Linked DNA regions of Homo sapiens: region 2 is linked to region 1. Evidence: chromatin loops called from intact Hi-C (ENCODE). Cell type or tissue: mammary epithelial cell. All regions are shown on one strand. Links, peaks and the distances in the headings refer to the core of each region. The heading gives the core; the rest is flanking DNA.

Region 1 (8,328 bases), core at 11-8,010:
TACTCAGGAGGCTGAGGCAGGAGGATGGCTTGAACCTGGGAGGTGGAGGTTGCAGTAAGCTGACATTGCACCATTGCACTCCGGCCTGGGCAACAGAGCAAGACTCTGTCTCAAAACAACAACAAAAAAGGAGAATTAGAAGATGGCAACAATGGAAGACAGCTAGAATTATATCTTCATCAATGAGGATTAAATAGAGGGATTTTTGGAAAAACAAAAAACAGAATGTCATCAACAGAGACTCATTAAAGTTGGGTGTCTTTCAAATGGAAGGAAAATGATTCCACATGCAGTCATATATAGACAAGGAAACAGTGAACAAAGAAAGTGGTAACTCTACCTCCCGGGCACGGTGGTTCACGCTTGTAATCCCAGCACTTTGGGAGGCCGAGGTGGGCGGATCACGAGGTCAGGATTATCGAGACCACGGTGAAACCCCATCTCTACTAAAAATACAAAAAATTAGCCTGGGCGTGGTGGCGGGCGCCTGTAGTCCCAGCTACTCAGGCTGAGGCAGGAGAATGGCGCGAACCCGGAAGGCGGAGTTTGCAGTGAGCCGAGATCGCGCCACTGCACTCCAGCCTGGGTGACAGAGTGAGACTCCGTCTCAAAAAAAAAAAAGTGGTAAATCTACGTGTAAATCTAAATTAAAATTGACTATATAAAACTATTGATTATGTCTTGTGGGTTTAAAAAAAGATGAAACTAAAATCCAGGTCAACAGAAAAAAATCAAGGTTCTCCTGATGAGAGATTAAAGGTTCTAAGATTATTATATTGTTTTGGAGGATAAAGAGGGACTTCAGTGGGTTGACTATATGTCAAAGGTCCCTATGGCCTCTCGGTCTCTCACTTTCTCTGAATGTCAGTATTTGTTTCTCTTTCTCCTTTATGAAGACCTCACAGCCAGTCAACTGAACTTTTTTCCTACCAGGGCTCTTGATTCTTTTATCCCCACTTGTGTTGAAACTGACCTACAAAGTCCAGTATCATGCCAGCTGAAAATTGCTGGGAAAATGAGCCTGTTGACAATTTTTATACCCACTTTTCAACCCACTTCTCCACTTCACCTCCAGTCTTAGAGACAGATGTTCCTTTGCTGATTTGGAGAAACGTGCTCTCTCGGGGTCTTTGGTCCCCAATCCCTTCTAATCTATCATCCATATTTCTTCTACATCTCACATTTTTTTCCTTTTGGCTTTTTCCATTGGACTTATAACCATGCTTAAATCTGTCCCTTCTGAAAGACACACACACACACACACACACACACACACACACAGATTTCTTGTCCCCAGATGTCTCTCAGCTCCCATTCTTCTTTACCCCTATGCGTTTCATCTGAACTTCTAGAAAAAGTATACCATCTTGTGAAGACCAAGTCCTCACTTCCCCTTCATGCCTTGTTTTGACTGTTGTTTGGCTTCTACCTTCACCTTACTCTGATACTGATTTTCCCAACATGTCCAGTGATTTAGCTAGTTGATGACCTGACTGGACATCAGGCAGATTTTATCTAATGCTTTATGGCACTTATCTCCCTGGAACTCTTTCCTCCACTGGCTACCAATACTGCCTTTTCTGGAACTCCTAGAATTTCTCTACATCCCACCTTTCTCCCCACTCCACCCATTTCCTTTTTTTTTTTTTTTTTTTTTTGTTTGAGGCGGAGTTTTGCTGTTGTTGCCCAGTCTGGAGTGCAATGGCACAATCTTGGCTCACTACAACCTCCGCCTCCTGGGTTCAAGCGATTCTCCTGCCTCAGCCTCCCGAGTAGCTGGGATTACAGGCGCCAGCCCCAACGCCCAGCTAATTTTTGTATTTTTAGTAGAGATGGGGTTTCACCATGTTAGCCAGGCTGGTCTCGAACTCCTGACCTCAGGCGATCCACCCACCTCGGCCTCCCAAAGTGCTGGGATTACAGGCGTGAGACACCACACCAGGCCCTTTCTTTTTCTAACAGCTTTACTGAGATATAAATCATATACTATAGCGCTCACAGTTTACAGTGTACAATTCAGTAGTTTTTACTGGATGTAGAGAGTTATATAACCATCACTATAATGGAATTCTAGAACATTTTCATCATCCCCAAAAGAAAACTTATGCCCATTAGTAGCCATTCCCTAATCCTACCCTGCCACCTTGCAGTCCTAGGCAACCACTGCTCTACTTTTTCTCTATGTAGTTTGCCTATTCTGGACATTTCACATAAATGGGGTCATGCGGTATATATTTGTATGTGTGTGACTGGCTTCTTTCACTTGTCGTGTCAGAGGCGTGTGACCCAGAGCAACTCCATCTTAAATAGGAGCTAGGTAAAATGAGGCTGAGACCTACTGGGCTACACTCCCAGACAGTTAAGCCGTTCTAAGTCATAGGATGAGATAGGAGGTTGGCAGAAGATAGAGGTCATAAAGACCTTGCTGATAAAACAAGTTGCAGTAAAGAAGCTGGCTAAAACCCACCAAAACCAAGACGGCAACAAGAGTGACTCTGGTCGTCCTCACTGCTATACTCCCAAAAGCGCCATAACAGTTTACAACTGCCATGACATCAGGAAGTTACCCTAAATGGTCTAAAAAGGGGAGACATAAATAATTCACCCCTTGTTTAGCGTATCAAGAAATAACCATTAACATGGGCAACCAGCAGCCCTCTGTTGATGGCATAGCCATTCTTTTATTCCTTTACTTTCTTAATAAACTTGCTTTTGCTTTGCACTGTGGACCTCGCCCTAAATTCTTGCTAGACAGCCAAGAGCCCTCTCTTGGGGTCTGGATAGGGACCACTTTCCTATAACAGTAGTGCTTCTGAGGTTCATACATGTTGTAACCCATATCACCAACGCATTCCTTTGTATTACTGAATAATATGATTATACGGACATATCACATTCTGTCTAGTCACTCATCAGTTGGTGGGCATGTGGGTTGTTTACACTTTTGGCTTTATTGTACTCCAACTTGGGCTCAAGTGACCCACCCGCCTCTCCTCCCAGGGTGCTGGGATTACAGGCGTGAGCCATCGCACCCGGTCTCAAAAATTTTTATTTATAAAACCTGGAGTTGCTATGGGAGAGGGGACCAACTGGATATTTTGGAGAGTGAAGCTCTCCCCATTCACAGAGCTCTAGTGGTTGGCTCGGATTTCTGCACAGACGGAGACACACACGAACACACACACTCGGGGGAATTCATCGGCTCCTGCTCACAGATCCAAAACGCCACCCCAACCAGAACCACCCCTAAGCCCTCAGCCCAGCGCACCAAGGTACCAGGTGCACCAGAAGTGGAGTCTGACTCGTGCAGCTCCGCTGACTGCTGCTGGGCAGGGGGCCCCGCCCAAGCTCTACGTCCTGAGCCTTGGGGAAGGAGCCGAGCCCCTGAGGAATGGGGGTTGGTCGACAGTGAGTCCCAGAGCAACGACGCGCGCCCCTCGACCGCGGCCCCGGGTTGGAGGCACCGACCTCTCTTCTCCGCTCCAGGTCCGCGCTCGGGGCTGGCGGCGGGGGTGCCGGGAGGGAAGCGGCAGGCTAGTTGCAGGGGAGGCGCCTCGCCCAGCACCTGCCGCAGGGGGTCGCGCAGCCAGACTCCGTCCCGGCAGTTGTCGAGTTGCAAGGCGCGAAACCCACCAGGTGCTAAAAGCCAGCAGCCATGTTCTCCCTCCCTGTAAGTCGCCGAGCCACGGGCTGGAAGGGGAGGGCGGGGGCGTGCCTCCCAGCCAATCACAAGCCACGTAGTTGGGCGCGCGCTCTCTCCATGACAACGGCCTGGGGTTCTGAGAGCTCCTCCGGGTTCTGCTAGCTACTCAAGAGTTCGAAGGCAGAAAAGACCGACTCGCAAGTCCCCTGGAAACCGGGAACGCAGGGGCGGGACGAGAGAGACTGGCAGAGGTCTCCACGTGCCCAAGTGGTGCCTCAAAGCCTCTTCAAACCCCGCGCCCCGGTGGGCAAGAAGGCACTCCTGGGCTTGGAGGGCGGAGGATGAGGCATTCAGCGGGACCTAGTCCTAACCCAGCCTGGGAGAGCATCAGGGACCCGTCGTTAACGTCAACTGCCTTTCTTGTTGCCTGCTCTATCTTTCATATCCACGAGGATCCCATTCTCCATGATGTGCTTATTTCACGTTGCATGTCTATCAAAACATCTCATAGACCCCGTAAATATATACACCTACTGTATACCCACAAAAATTAAAAAACAAAAAGAAAAACATCTACAAGGGACCGGGCTTGGTGGCTCACACCTGTAATCCCAACACTTTTTGAGAGGCCGAGGCCAGGGGATCGCTTGAGCCCAGGAGTTTGAGACCAGCCTGGGGAACACAGTGAGACCACCCCCCACCCCCGTCTTTACAACAACAAAACAACAACAAAAACAAAACAAAAACAGAAGCAAACAAAAATTAGCCAGGCGTGGTGGCCCAGCTACTTGTGAGGCTGAGGCAGGAGTATTGCTTGAATCCAGGAGATCGAGGTTGCAGTGAGCTATAGTCGTGCCACAGCATTCCAGCCTGGGTGACAGAGACCCTGTCTCAAAAAAACAAACAAAACAAAACACATTAACATCCCCGTGGATTGGACCTCCAGTTCCTCACTCGACCCGGCGTGGGTCCAGCCTTCTGGATATCCAACTTCCAGTAACTTAAAACGTTCAATAAAGTGCCCCACCCTCTGGTTTCCATGAAAACGGTGAGAAGAGATGGGACTCAACGAATATAGCCAGATCCGCTTCTATTAAGCTGGAGAACCTGCGATTCCCAGAGCAACAGGGAACCGGGATCCCCTGACAAGAAAACAAGGCTGAACCACTAAGTGGGACCTGGGTAGCTTCTGACCCTCTCTGCAGCGTTTGAGGCCGAAATGCGCGCCCACTAGCTTTTGACCTCGCGAAAGCGTGTCCCAGCACCTCGGCTACCTTTCCTCTACTGACACCAGGCGCCTGTTTTGCCTCGACCTTCTGGGGCGTGCATCTCAAAACTGCTGGGCTCGAGCGCCACCTGCCGTCCTCTGCGACGCACTACTGCTGTAAAGCCAACCAAGCAGCAACACCAGCAGGGGACCAGGCGAGGCACTTCACACTATCTCAACTGAATTTAACAACCTGTGAGATAGATATTCTCATCCCCATTTGACACCTGGGGTAACAGGTTCAGAGAATTTAAGAAACTTGCCAAGCCCACTCTGACACCAAGTGTCATCCAGGATCCCAGAAGCCACTGTCCCCAGAGCTGTATACCCTCCCATGTCACAGTTGAGCCTCTGGCGATTTTGTCTTCAAGGGCCCTCCAAGGTCCCTTCTGGCCTGCCTCTGACCCTGAAGGCTCAGCATCTCTCTTCTCCAGAGCTTATCATGCCCCTCTGTGGTTAAGACTGGCTGGCGCTGGTCTGATAACCAACAGTGTGTGTGCAAGCCACCACACTGAAACCTTAACTACATTAGAAAGTTGTTTCCTTATACCCAATAGATTTAGGAACTAATTTTATATTAATGAATATGTACATTTCTATTAATCAATATGTACATTTACCTATTTTGTATGTTGTAATGTGGATCTCCCCCCTCCTGTGTCCAGAATTGGTGGGTTCTTGGTCTTACTGACTTCAAGAATGAAGCTGTGGACCCTCACAGTGAGTGTTGTGTCCGGAGTTTGTTCCTTCTGATGGTCGGATGTGTTCAGAGATTCTTCCTTCTGGTGGTTTCGTTGTCTCGCTGGCTCAGGAATGAAGCTGCAGGTCTTTGCAGTGAACGTTACAGCTCTTAAGGCCGCACGTCTGGAGTTGTTTGTTCTTCCTGGTGGGTTCATAGTCTTCCTGGCCTCAGAACCGAAGCTGCAGACTTCCCTGGAAAGTGTTGCACCTCATAAAGACAGTATGAGCCTGAAAAGTGAGCACTAGCAAGAGTAATTGCAAACAGCAAAAAGAATAAAGCTCCTACAGGAAGAAAGAGAATGCGGCAGAATTACCGCTAGGTTCTCGGGCAGCCTGCTTTTATTCTCTTATCTGGCCCCACCCACATCCTGCTGATTGGTCCATTTTACAGAGAGCCGATTGGTCTGTTTTACAGAGAGCTGATTGGTCCGTTTTGACAGGGTGCTGATTGGTGCATTTACAATCCCTGAGCTAGACACAAAAGTTCTCCAGATTCCCACTAGATTAGCTAGATACAGAGTGTTGATTGGTTTATTTACAAACCCTGAGCTAGACACAGAGAAATGATTGGTGCATTTACAAACCTTGAGCTAGATACAGAGTGCAGATTGGTGCATTCACAATCCCTTGGCTAGACATAAAGATTCTCCCAGTCCCCACCAGGGTAACTAGATACAGAGTGCTGATTGGTGCATTCACAAACCCTGAGCTAGACACAGGGTGCTGATTGGTGTGTTTACAAACCTTAAGCTAGATACAGAGTGCTGGTTGGTGTATTTACAATCCCTTAGCTAGACATAAAGGTTCTCCAAGTCCCCCCAGATTAATTAGACACAGAGTGCCGATTGGTGCATTCACAAACCCTGAGCTAGACACAGGGTGCTGATTGGTGTGTTTACTAAACTGTGAGCTAGATACAGAGTGCTGATTGGTGTATTTACAATCCCTTAGCTAGACATAAAGATTCTGCAAGTCCCCACCAGACTCAGGAGCCCAGCTGGCTTCACCCAGTGGATCCCGCACCGGGGCTGCAGTTGGAGCTGCCTGCCAGTTCCGCGCCGTGGTCCCACGCTCCTCAGCCCTTGAACGGTGGATGGGACTGGGCGCCGTGGAGCCAGGAGCGGCGCTCGTCTTGGAGGCTCGGGCTGCGCAGGAGCCTGGGGCGGGGGGAGGTTCAGGCATGGCGGGCTGCAGGTCCCAAGCCTGCTCGGCGGGGAGGCAGCTAAGGTTGGGCGAGAAACCGAGCACAGCAGCTGCTGGCCCAGGTGCTAAGCCCCTCACTGCCCAGGGCTTGCGGGCTGGCCAGGCGATCCCAGTGCAGGGCCCGCGGAGCCCACACCCACCCGGAACTCGCGCTGGCCCGCAAGCGCTGTGCGCAGCCCCGGTTCCCGCCTGCGCCTCTCCCTCCACACCTCCCCGCAAGCTGAGGGAGCCAGCTCCGGCCTTGGCCAGCCCAGAAAGGGGCTCCCACAGTGCAGCGGTGGGCTGAAGGGCTCCTCAAGCGCGGCCAGAGTGGGTGCCAAGGCCGAGGAGGCGCTGAGAGCCAGCGAGGGTTGCGAGGGCTGCCAGCATGCTGTCACCTCTCACTACCCCAGCCAGCATCCCTTCTCTCATCTCTCAGTAACAGCACCCTCTTCCTTTAGGGGCAGTTCTTCTTCCTCCTCTATGAAGTTCTGGTGACGCGGTTAATCACAGACTCCATGTGACCCAAAGCAGGCCAATCAGATGCTTCCCTCTGATGTTTTATGTAGATGCTCTGTAGAAGGAAGCCTTTCCCCCTAGATTGTCAGCAGGGCTGTGAGGATTGGAAGCCAACACACAGAGAGGAGTCCAGAGTGCAGGTTGAGAAAGAGAGTGGGGAGGAAGAGATGAGGGATGGGAGAGGAGGAGATGGGAGAGGGGGATGGGAGGAGGGAAGGGAGAGGAGGCGGCAGAGAGAGAGAGAGTTCTTTTTGTGCCAGTCCCGAGTTAGCTGGCCCTGTGTGCAGCTCTAGCCCTGCTAGTTTCACAGTTTAATTATATGCACCAATAATTTCTTCCTGTTTTGTCCTATGCCAGTTTAAAATAGGTTCTCTGCCCGGGCGTGGTGGCTCACGTCTGTAATCCCAGCACTTTGGGAGGCCGAGGCGGGTGGATCACCTGAAGTCAGGAGTTAGAGACCAGCCTAGTCGACATGGTGAAACCCCGTCTCTACTAAAAATACAAAAAATTAGCCAGACGTGGTGGTGTGCGCCTGTAATCCCAGCTACTCAGGAGGCTGAGGCAGGGGAATCGCTTTGAGAGGCAGAGGCTGCAGTGAGCCGAGATCGTGCCACTGCACTCCAGCCTGGGCGACAGAGGGAGACTCTGTCTCAAATACAGATAAATAAAGTCAACAAATAAATAAAATGGGTTCTTTGACTGCTGCAACCAGAGTCCCGGATAATATTCCATGACACTAGCCACCCCCGAACTCAAAATATTCAAAACAGAATAAAGCTAGTACAGATTTTGTTACACTTTTGATTTTGAGTTAATGACAGACTCACAAGAAGTGCAAAAGTAGAACGAAGAGGTCCCGTGTACCCATCACCCAGTTTCCCTCGATACTGGCACCTTACATAATTCTAGTGCATTCTCAAAATCGGGAAATTGATATTGGCACAATATATTTATCTAAAGTCCTTACTTGGATTTT
Region 2 (8,328 bases), core at 239-8,238, 150 kb before region 1:
GTGCAATGGTGTGATCTCGACTCACTGCAACCTCTGCCTCCTGGGTTCAAGTGATTCTCCTGCCTCAGCCTCCTGAGTGGCTGGGATTACAAGTGCCCGCCACCACGCCCGGCTAATTTTTTAATATTTTTAGTAGAGATAGGATTTCACCATGTTGGCCCAGCTGGTCTTAAACTCCTGATCTCAAGTGATGTGCCTGCCTAGGCTCCTGAAGTTCTAGGGTTCCAGGCGTGGGCCACCGCGCCCAGCCTCCATCAGCCATGTTCTAACACTCCAGTCTTTGCTGCATTCCCTGTGGCTGCCATGCTCTCAAGAGCTTCGCATTAGGCGCTCTGTATTACCTAACAGTCTGCACATGGTATTTCTAATCTTCACCACTCTTCAAAGTTGATATTATTCCCATTTTTAGATGTGAGAAGTGAGGCTCAGAGGTCAAGAATATGCCCAGGATCACAGCCGGTAAAGAGGGCAAAGCCAAGATTCAAATCTAGGTCTTTGAAGCTCCAAAGCTAGTGGTTCCCAAGCTTGGCTGATCATCTGAAGCTTTAGGGAAAATTTCAAATATACAGATTCCAGAGCTCTGCTCTAGGATCATTCTTATTCAGGAACCTTGGGATGGAAGGGGGGAAATCTGGATTTTTAAGAAGATCCCAAGTAATCTGATACACAGCCAAGGAAATCAGGTATGGTGGGATCTTTTAGCATTTAAGGGTGTGGGCCCAGCCCCGTAGCAGTCCCCTTCCCAGTCCTCTTACCTGGTAGGACTCCCTCTAAGACACTCCCTCGGAAGGTGTCCTGGGTAAACTTGGGCTTGTGGTCATTCTGGTCGGTCACGATGATGGAGATGTTCATGGGGTCCTCCACTGAGGCACCATTCTCTGACACAGCGTGGCCAAAGAGCTGTGGGGTACACAGCTCTGGGGTCAGCCCGGTGCCACCCACCTCACCAGGCCTAGGATCCCACTTCTGAGGGGACATTTACAGTAGACACTAAAGGCTACTTGCCTCATACTTGGCAATCTCCTCCCGGTCCAGTGGCTTATTCAACAACAACCAGCCTGTCTCCTTCTCTACAGCGAAGACACCCTCAGGGGGGCTGTCTGCCCCCGGCCCCGTGATGCTGTAGAAAATCTTGGTGTCTCTATCTTTATTAGACTTGAGCTGGAGGGAAAAGAAAATGGCAGCTGACAAAGTAACAAATATCCCATGACTGTGACAAAGAGTCCTCTGTGAAGAGGGGCACTGCCATAGGAGAATCTGCTCACTGAACAGGAGAGGTTTTTCTGTCTCAGCCCCCACATTCAGTAGCAAGAAATCTCATGCAGGCCTTTGGATGGGGGTCCCTGGAGCCACCAATGCTTCCCAGGAGAAGGCACAGTCGTACCTGATTCAGTCTCTGGGGGAAGGGACCCTTGCCATTTTCAGGGACAGATATTGGAGCAACCACCCAATCTCTCTTGTGTCTTCGTAAGATACGTTTGGATGGGAAGATCTTCAATGGATTCCTTTCCTTCAGTGACCTTCTTTCCTGCAAGGAGAGAAACTCCTTAACCCAGATGTGCAAATAGCTGGGACATGCTCAACATCCTCTCACCTATAAGAGTTAAAAGGGTGGCTGGGCATGGTAGCTCACGCCTATAATCCCAGTACTTTGGGAGGGTCACTTGAGCCCAGGAGTTCCAGAGCAGCCTGGGCAAGATAGCGAGACCCTAAGTTAAATTAAAAAAAAAAAAAAGTTAAGGGTGAGGAGACCTAGATGAGCCTATTGCAAGGGAAACTCGGTGTTTACTTATACAGGAGGACCAGTGAAATATACTACAGCACATCCATCTAGTGGAATACTATGCAGCTCTAAAAATAAGAATGAGTATGCTCTCTATGTGCCAAAAGGGAAAGATCTTTTTTTCTTTCTTTTCCTTTTTTTGAGACGGAGTCTCGCTCTGCCACCCAGGCTGGAGTGCAGTGGCACGATCTCAGCTCACTGCAACCTCTGCCTCCCAGGTTCAAGTGATTCTCCTGCCTCAGCCTCCTGAGTAGCTGGGATTACAGGCATCTGCCACCACGCCCAGCTAATTTTTGTATTTTTAGTAGAGACAGAGTTTCACCATATTGGCCAGGCTGGTCTCGAACTCCTGACCTCAAGCAAGCCACCCGCCTCGGCCTCCCAAAGTGCTGGGATTACACGCGTGAGCCACCGCATTCGGCCTGATTTTTGATTTATGCTGTCAAATGGAAAGATTAAGGTATAGGGCAGCTTAATAGAGTTTAGCATTTTATTTAACAAACACATTGTGCTTAATATGTGCCAGGTACTGTTCCACCTTTTGTGTAAAAGGGTAGGAAATAAGACCATATAGTCATATTTTCTTGTACATGGATGAAGTCAGGGAGAATACAGAAAAAAACTAATAGTGGCTATCTGTGGAAAGAGGGTAGACATTGTGCTGTGCTGATACACTGTTAAGTAGAAAAAGAAAGGTGCAGACATGTGAACAGCATCTTAGCTTTTGCATAAGGAAAAGAATCTGTTTTTATATATGTATATATACGAAATAGGTAACATGTAAAAACATGTACAATATAAATAAATATGTAACACATGTAAGTATAGACTATATATAAACTCTGGAAGGAAAGAAACTGGGAACAGTGGTTAACTGCGTGAAGGGGTGAAGGGGGCTTTGGGCAAATGGAGGCAAACAAGGGGAGATTATTTATTGTATAGCTTATTATTATTTTTTATTTTTGAACCATGTGGCTATATTAGCTATTCAAAAATTAAAACGAAGTGTGGCCAAGCACCCCAGATGTATCTTCCTGGAGGCTCATGGGATTGGCAGGCCTGCATTTAGAGCTGCTTTCAGTTGGGGTTAACATGGATGATAAGGGAAGGAAGTAAAGGAAGGTGGGAGAGGGAATCCGAGGGACTCAGTACAGTGGGTGATTACTCACAAGGCAGCTCTTGGCTCCACTGGCCTGACCTCAGGCACCACTGTTGGGTAGCTGCAAGCACTACCCCCCTTAGATCAGTGCTCACACCCAAGCTGTGGACAGCTGAGGACTAACACTACCTCCTCTGAAGGGCTGACTTGGCTCACAATGGCCACAGCAACCAAGGGCTCCTGGCCAGCAATTTGGGCATGCACAGAGAACATCTTTCTTTTGTCCTGCAGGTGGACATGGTATTTTACCTGGACTGTCTCGCCATTCCGCACAGTGAAGTCATCATTATCAGTGCTAAACAGAGCTGGCTCTTGCCCAGGGCAGCCCATGAATACTGTGGGGAAGGGGAAGAGAGAGCATTAGGAAGGCAGGAGTATTCTGGAAGTTGCCCCAGGAAAACAAGACTGACAAGAGTCCTCTGACTGGATCCAGGACTGCTAAGTGGCTGCAGAAGGGAGACTTGGCTTACTTTCTCTGACCAGGAGTGTGACTAATACAAGTTTCAGAGGAGGCTTCCAAGTTTGGTTTCGAGAGGGAAGATCGCCTGGTGGTCAGTTTGTGGGTCAAACTCTTCTTTGTTCTTGGTCCCAGAGGACCAAGATCATAGACATTCATGGACATTAGCCCCAGGTGGCCTCATGTGACATGGGGTTGACTAAGGTCATAGCTAGAGGCAGAAGATTTTCTGAAGGCTGTGAGAGTCTATTTACACACAATATATATGCCCACAGGATCACCTGGACAACCTTTGGTTGTTTCAGTTCATTTCGCTCCTTCTGAATCCCCAATGCTTGGCTACTCTTTAAACAAGCACTCCGAGTTAGTAACCACCATTCACCAGCTGGAGGTGAATTTCATCCCTATAACTATGATACCAAGGTAGGTATTATCCCCCACTTTTTTTTCTTTTCTTTTTTTTTTTTTTCGAGGCAGAGTCTTGCTCTGTCACCAGGCTGGAGTGTAGTGGCACAATCTCAGCTCAAAGCAACCTCCACCTCCTGGGTTCAAGTGATTCTCCCGCCTCAACCTCCTGAGTAGCTGGGGTTACAGGCGTGCGCCACCATGCCCAGCTAATTTTTGTTTTTTAGTAGAGATTGGGTTTCCCCATGTTGGCCAGGCTGGTCTTGAACTCCTGACCTTGTGATCCACCCGCCTCGGTCTCCCAAAGTGCTGGGATTACAGGCATGAGCCACCGCGCCCAGCCGCCTTTCCAAAGATTAGAAAACTGAGGTTCAGAAGCCAGGTCTACCCGACTCCAAGACACACACTAGAGAATATTCACAACCAACGTTGTTACCTACTCTTCCTTATGGCCAACGCAAGAAATCAGGGAATCTGCCAGGGGCTATACCCTGGGTCCTGTCAGCACCATGCTCTGCCCAGTGCTCCCATTTTTGCTAGGCTGCAACATAACAAAGACCACAAGGACGGCCCCACGCCTGTCCATAGGTATGTCAGGCGAGGGCACAAACTGTCCTTTCAGAAAGCCTGTCTTTTAGTTTCAGATTATTATTATTTTGGTTTAAAAATACCTTTCCTTAAAATAAGAAAGGATAACAGATGAGGGTTTTTTTTTTCTTTCAATTTTTACTTTTTTTATTTTTTGGAAACAGAGTCTCACTCTGTCACCCAGGCTGGAGTGCAGTGGCATGATCTCGGCTCACTGCAACCTCCACCTCCCAGGTTCAAGTGATTCTTCTGCCTCAGCCTCCCGACTAGCTGAGACTATAGGCACGCACCACCATGCCTAGCTAATTTTTGTATTTTTAGTAGAGATGGGGTTTCACCATATTGACCAGGCTGGTCTCGAACTCCTGACCTTGTGATCTGACCGCCTCGGCCTCCCAGAATGCTGGGATTACAGGCGTGAGCCACTGCATCCGGCCCAGATGAGGTTTTTAAAATAATGAAAGTAATATGGACATGACAAAGTATTCACATAGTATATAAGAGCACAATATAAAAAAGTAGAATTCTTTTTTTTGAGACAGGGTATCACTCTGTCACTTAGGCTGGAATGCAGCAGTGCAATCATAACTCACTACAGCCTCAACCTCCCAGGCTCAAGGGGTTCTCCTGCCTCAGCCTCCTGTGTGGCTGGGACCACAGACGCATGCCACCATACCCGGCTAATTTTCCTTAATTTTTTGTAGAGATGGGGCCTCACTTTGTTGCCCCAGCTGGTCTCGAACTCCTGGGCTCAAGCACTTCTCTTGCCTTGGCTTCCCAAAGCACTGGGATTACAGATACGAGCCACCATGCCTGGCCGAAAAAGAAGAATCCTAAACGATTAATATCCAGAATATGTAAAGAATTCATAAAACTCAACAACAACAAAACCCAATTTTAAAAAACAGGCAAAGGACTTGAAAAAACCTTTCTCCAGAGAAGATACACAATGGCCAATAAGCACATGAAAAGATGCTCAATATCATTAGTTAATAGGGAAATGCAAATCAAAATCACAATGAGATACCACTTCACATGCACTAGGATGGCTATAAAAGAAAAAAAAGAAAACAACAAGTGTTGGCAAGGATAGAGGGAAATTGGAATTGTCGTACACTGCTGGTGGGAATGTGAAATGATGCAGCCACTGTGGAAAACAGTTTGGCAGTTCCTCAACGTGTTAAATGTAGAATTACCACATGACCTAGCAATTCAATGCCTAGGTATATACCTGAAAGAACCAAAAGGATTCAAACAGATACTTATGCATTCATTTTTACAGCAGTGTTATTCATAATAGTCAAAAGGTAGAAACAACCCAAGTGTCCATCAAGAGATGAATCTTTTTTTTTTTCTGAGATGGAGTCTCACTCTCTTGCCCAGGCTATGGTACAGTGGCTCACCGCAACCTCCACCTCCTAGGTTCAAGCGATTCTCATGCCTCAGCCTCCCGAGTAGCTGGGCCTACAGGTGTGCACCACCATGCCCAGCTAATTTTAGTATTTTTAGTAGAGATGGGGTTTCACCATGTTGGCCAGGCTGGTCTCGAACTCCTGGCCTCAAGCAATCCACCCGCCTGGCCTCCCAAAGTGCTGGGATTACAGGAGTGAGCCACTGCACCCGGCCTCTATACGAATTTTTTGAAAATCATCTGGGCATGGTGGTATGCACCTGTTCCAGCAACTTGGGAGGCTGAAGTGGGAGGATCATTTGAGCCCATGAGTTTGAAGCTGCAGTGAGCCATGACTGCGCCACTGTACTCCAGCAAGACCCTTTTCTCTAAGAAAAAAAAAAAAGGAATTGACCAGGGGCTAGAGAGAGAGAGAGGGGAGGGGAACTACTACCTAATGCCTAATGAGTACAGAGTTTCTGTTGGGGATGATGAAAAAGTTCGGGAGATAGATAATGGCGATGTTGCACAAACTGTGGATGTACTTAGTGCTACTGAATTATTTACTTAAAAATGGTTGAAATGGTACATTTTATGTTATGCCTATTTTAACACACACACAAACAAAAGTCTGATATGGGAAGACAATCACTTTGGAAAACAATTTGGCAGTACATATTGATATATTAATTCCCTAAGACCCAGAAAGTCCACTGTGATGTACAGACCCAACAAAAATACATTTGCCAAAACCTATGTATTATAATGTTCATAACAGCACTATTCATAATAGCTAAGCCAGAATCGGCCCAAACAATGAGGGAGAATGGGTAGAAACACTGGGTATATTCACATAATGAAGTGAATGAAGCACAAGGACAGGCAACTACATGGGAAATTTAACAAACATAAGGTTGAGTAGTAGAAGCCAGATATGAGAGGACATATGCAAGATTCCACTAACAGGAAGTTCAAAACCAGGCAAAACTCATCCAGGCAAAGGAAGTTAAGACACTGGCCATCTTTTAGGCAGTGGACTCAGTGAATGGGAGAGGACAGAGGGGCTTGGGGACCCTAAAGAGCTGCCTCAGAGCCCAAAAGCTTACCACACACAGAAGGATCCTCTGTGGGAAGGCTGGAATGTGATCACAAGAAAGAGAAGATCGCTTAGGAACCAGCCCTGCCTCCTTGACGACATCCCCGCCGAGGAGTGCTGGGCTGTGACGTGCTTGGCCAGTGGGAGGAAGGGGAAAGGAGATCTGGGCCTGATTCAGTTCCAGAGGGTCCCAGGGGCCACACGATCCCCAGGTGGCCCTGCCCTTTATTGCCAGCACACAGCTTTGTAGACTCATCTTCTGTCCTCAGAAGATGAGTGCTTTGCCTTAGTGCTAGAAGGACCAGGAACGATAATGTGGCAAAGGTTAAATCATCTTCAATATAGGGCAAAAGTCAAATAATCTATGGGGGCACTTACTCCATAGGTTATTTATCCAGCTATGCAATATAACACTTTATATAGGGAAGTTCTTATACTATGATAGTAAAACAAAATAAGAATGCAGAACTACTATATAATACATGTAACTATGCACAGAAAAATGACTGAAATGACCTTTCCCAATGATGAAGGTCATCAGAAACTTATTTTCTTTTTTTTTTATTTTTTATTTATTTATTTTTTTTTTTTTTGAGACGGAGTCTCGCTGTCGCCCAGGCTGGAGTGCAGTGGCGCAATCTCGGCTCACTGCAGGCTCCGCCCCCTGGGGTTCACGCCATTCTCCTGCCTCAGCCTCCCGAGTAGCTGGGACTACAGGCGCCCGCCACCTCGCCCGGCTAATTTTACAGAAACTTATTTTCAAGTTCACTGCAATAACCATTTGGCCATGACTACCTGTTGGCAACTTATTTTCTCAATTTTTCTGCAGGTCCAAGTTTTCCCTTAACACGAGTTGTGTCCCTCCAAAATTCTTATGTTGAAGTCCTAACCACTGGTACCTAAAATGGCCATTAAATGTGAAGACAGGGACCTTAAAGAGGTAATTAAGGTAAAATGAAGTCAGCCAGGCATGGTATCTCACGCCTGTAATCCCAGGACTTTCGGAGGGCAAGATGGGCGGATCACCTGAGGTCAGGAGTTTGAGATCAGCCTGGCCAACATAGTAAAATCCCGTCTCTACTAAAAATACAGAAATTAGCTGGGCATGGTGGCCTGCGCCTGTAGTCCCAGCTACCCGGGAGGCTGAGGCAGGAGAATCGCTTGAACCCAGGAGACAGAGGTTGCAGTAAGCCGAGATCGCACCACCTCACTCCAGCCTGGACAACAGAGCAAGATCCATCTCAAAAAAAAAAAAAAAAAAAGGTAAAATGAACTCATTAGGCTAGGCCCTAATCCAGCATGACTGGTATCTTTAGAAGAGGAAGAAGTTTGGTTTGGACACAGGTAGTTACAGAGGGAAGACTATGTGAAGCCACAGGGAGAAGTTGTCCATCTACAAGCCAGAACTATAAGAAAATAAATTTCTGTTATTTAAGCCACCCCAGTACCT

What was found. Peaks named below come from ENCODE experiments on the same cell type or tissue, not always from the same donor. Only the 100,000 strongest peaks of a DNase experiment are listed, where the experiment ranks them.
Region 2: a loop joins it to region 1, with 5 times the contacts of the local background. A loop is called at or near these places in 1 of 110 quality-filtered maps.

The regions. Positions count from the first base shown.
Region 1 is chr16:68,525,475-68,533,802 of GRCh38, reverse strand. It overlaps a transcript of ZFP90 not described here. Among named protein-coding and RNA genes, the nearest start is that of ZFP90, 9.7 kb to the left of the region's middle. RefSeq lists enhancers at 3,237-3,296, 3,767-3,826. In mammary epithelial cell, for the core only: a CTCF peak has its summit at 5,000 (motif pointing left); DNase peaks (open chromatin) are centred at 3,732 and 4,952; H3K4me3 peaks cover 1,583 bases; H3K27ac peaks cover 1,305 bases.
Region 2 is chr16:68,671,334-68,679,661 of GRCh38, reverse strand. CDH3 (cadherin 3) reads right to left here. Exons shown (of 16, transcript NM_001793.6): 3 at 3,192-3,277; 4 at 1,385-1,528; 5 at 1,006-1,161; 6 at 756-900. Among named protein-coding and RNA genes, the nearest start is that of CDH3-AS1, 29 kb to the right of the region's middle. RefSeq lists a cis regulatory region at 2,828 and an enhancer at 2,756-2,900. In mammary epithelial cell, for the core only: no CTCF peak of the experiment used is centred there; a DNase peak (open chromatin) is centred at 3,421; H3K27ac peaks cover 1,892 bases.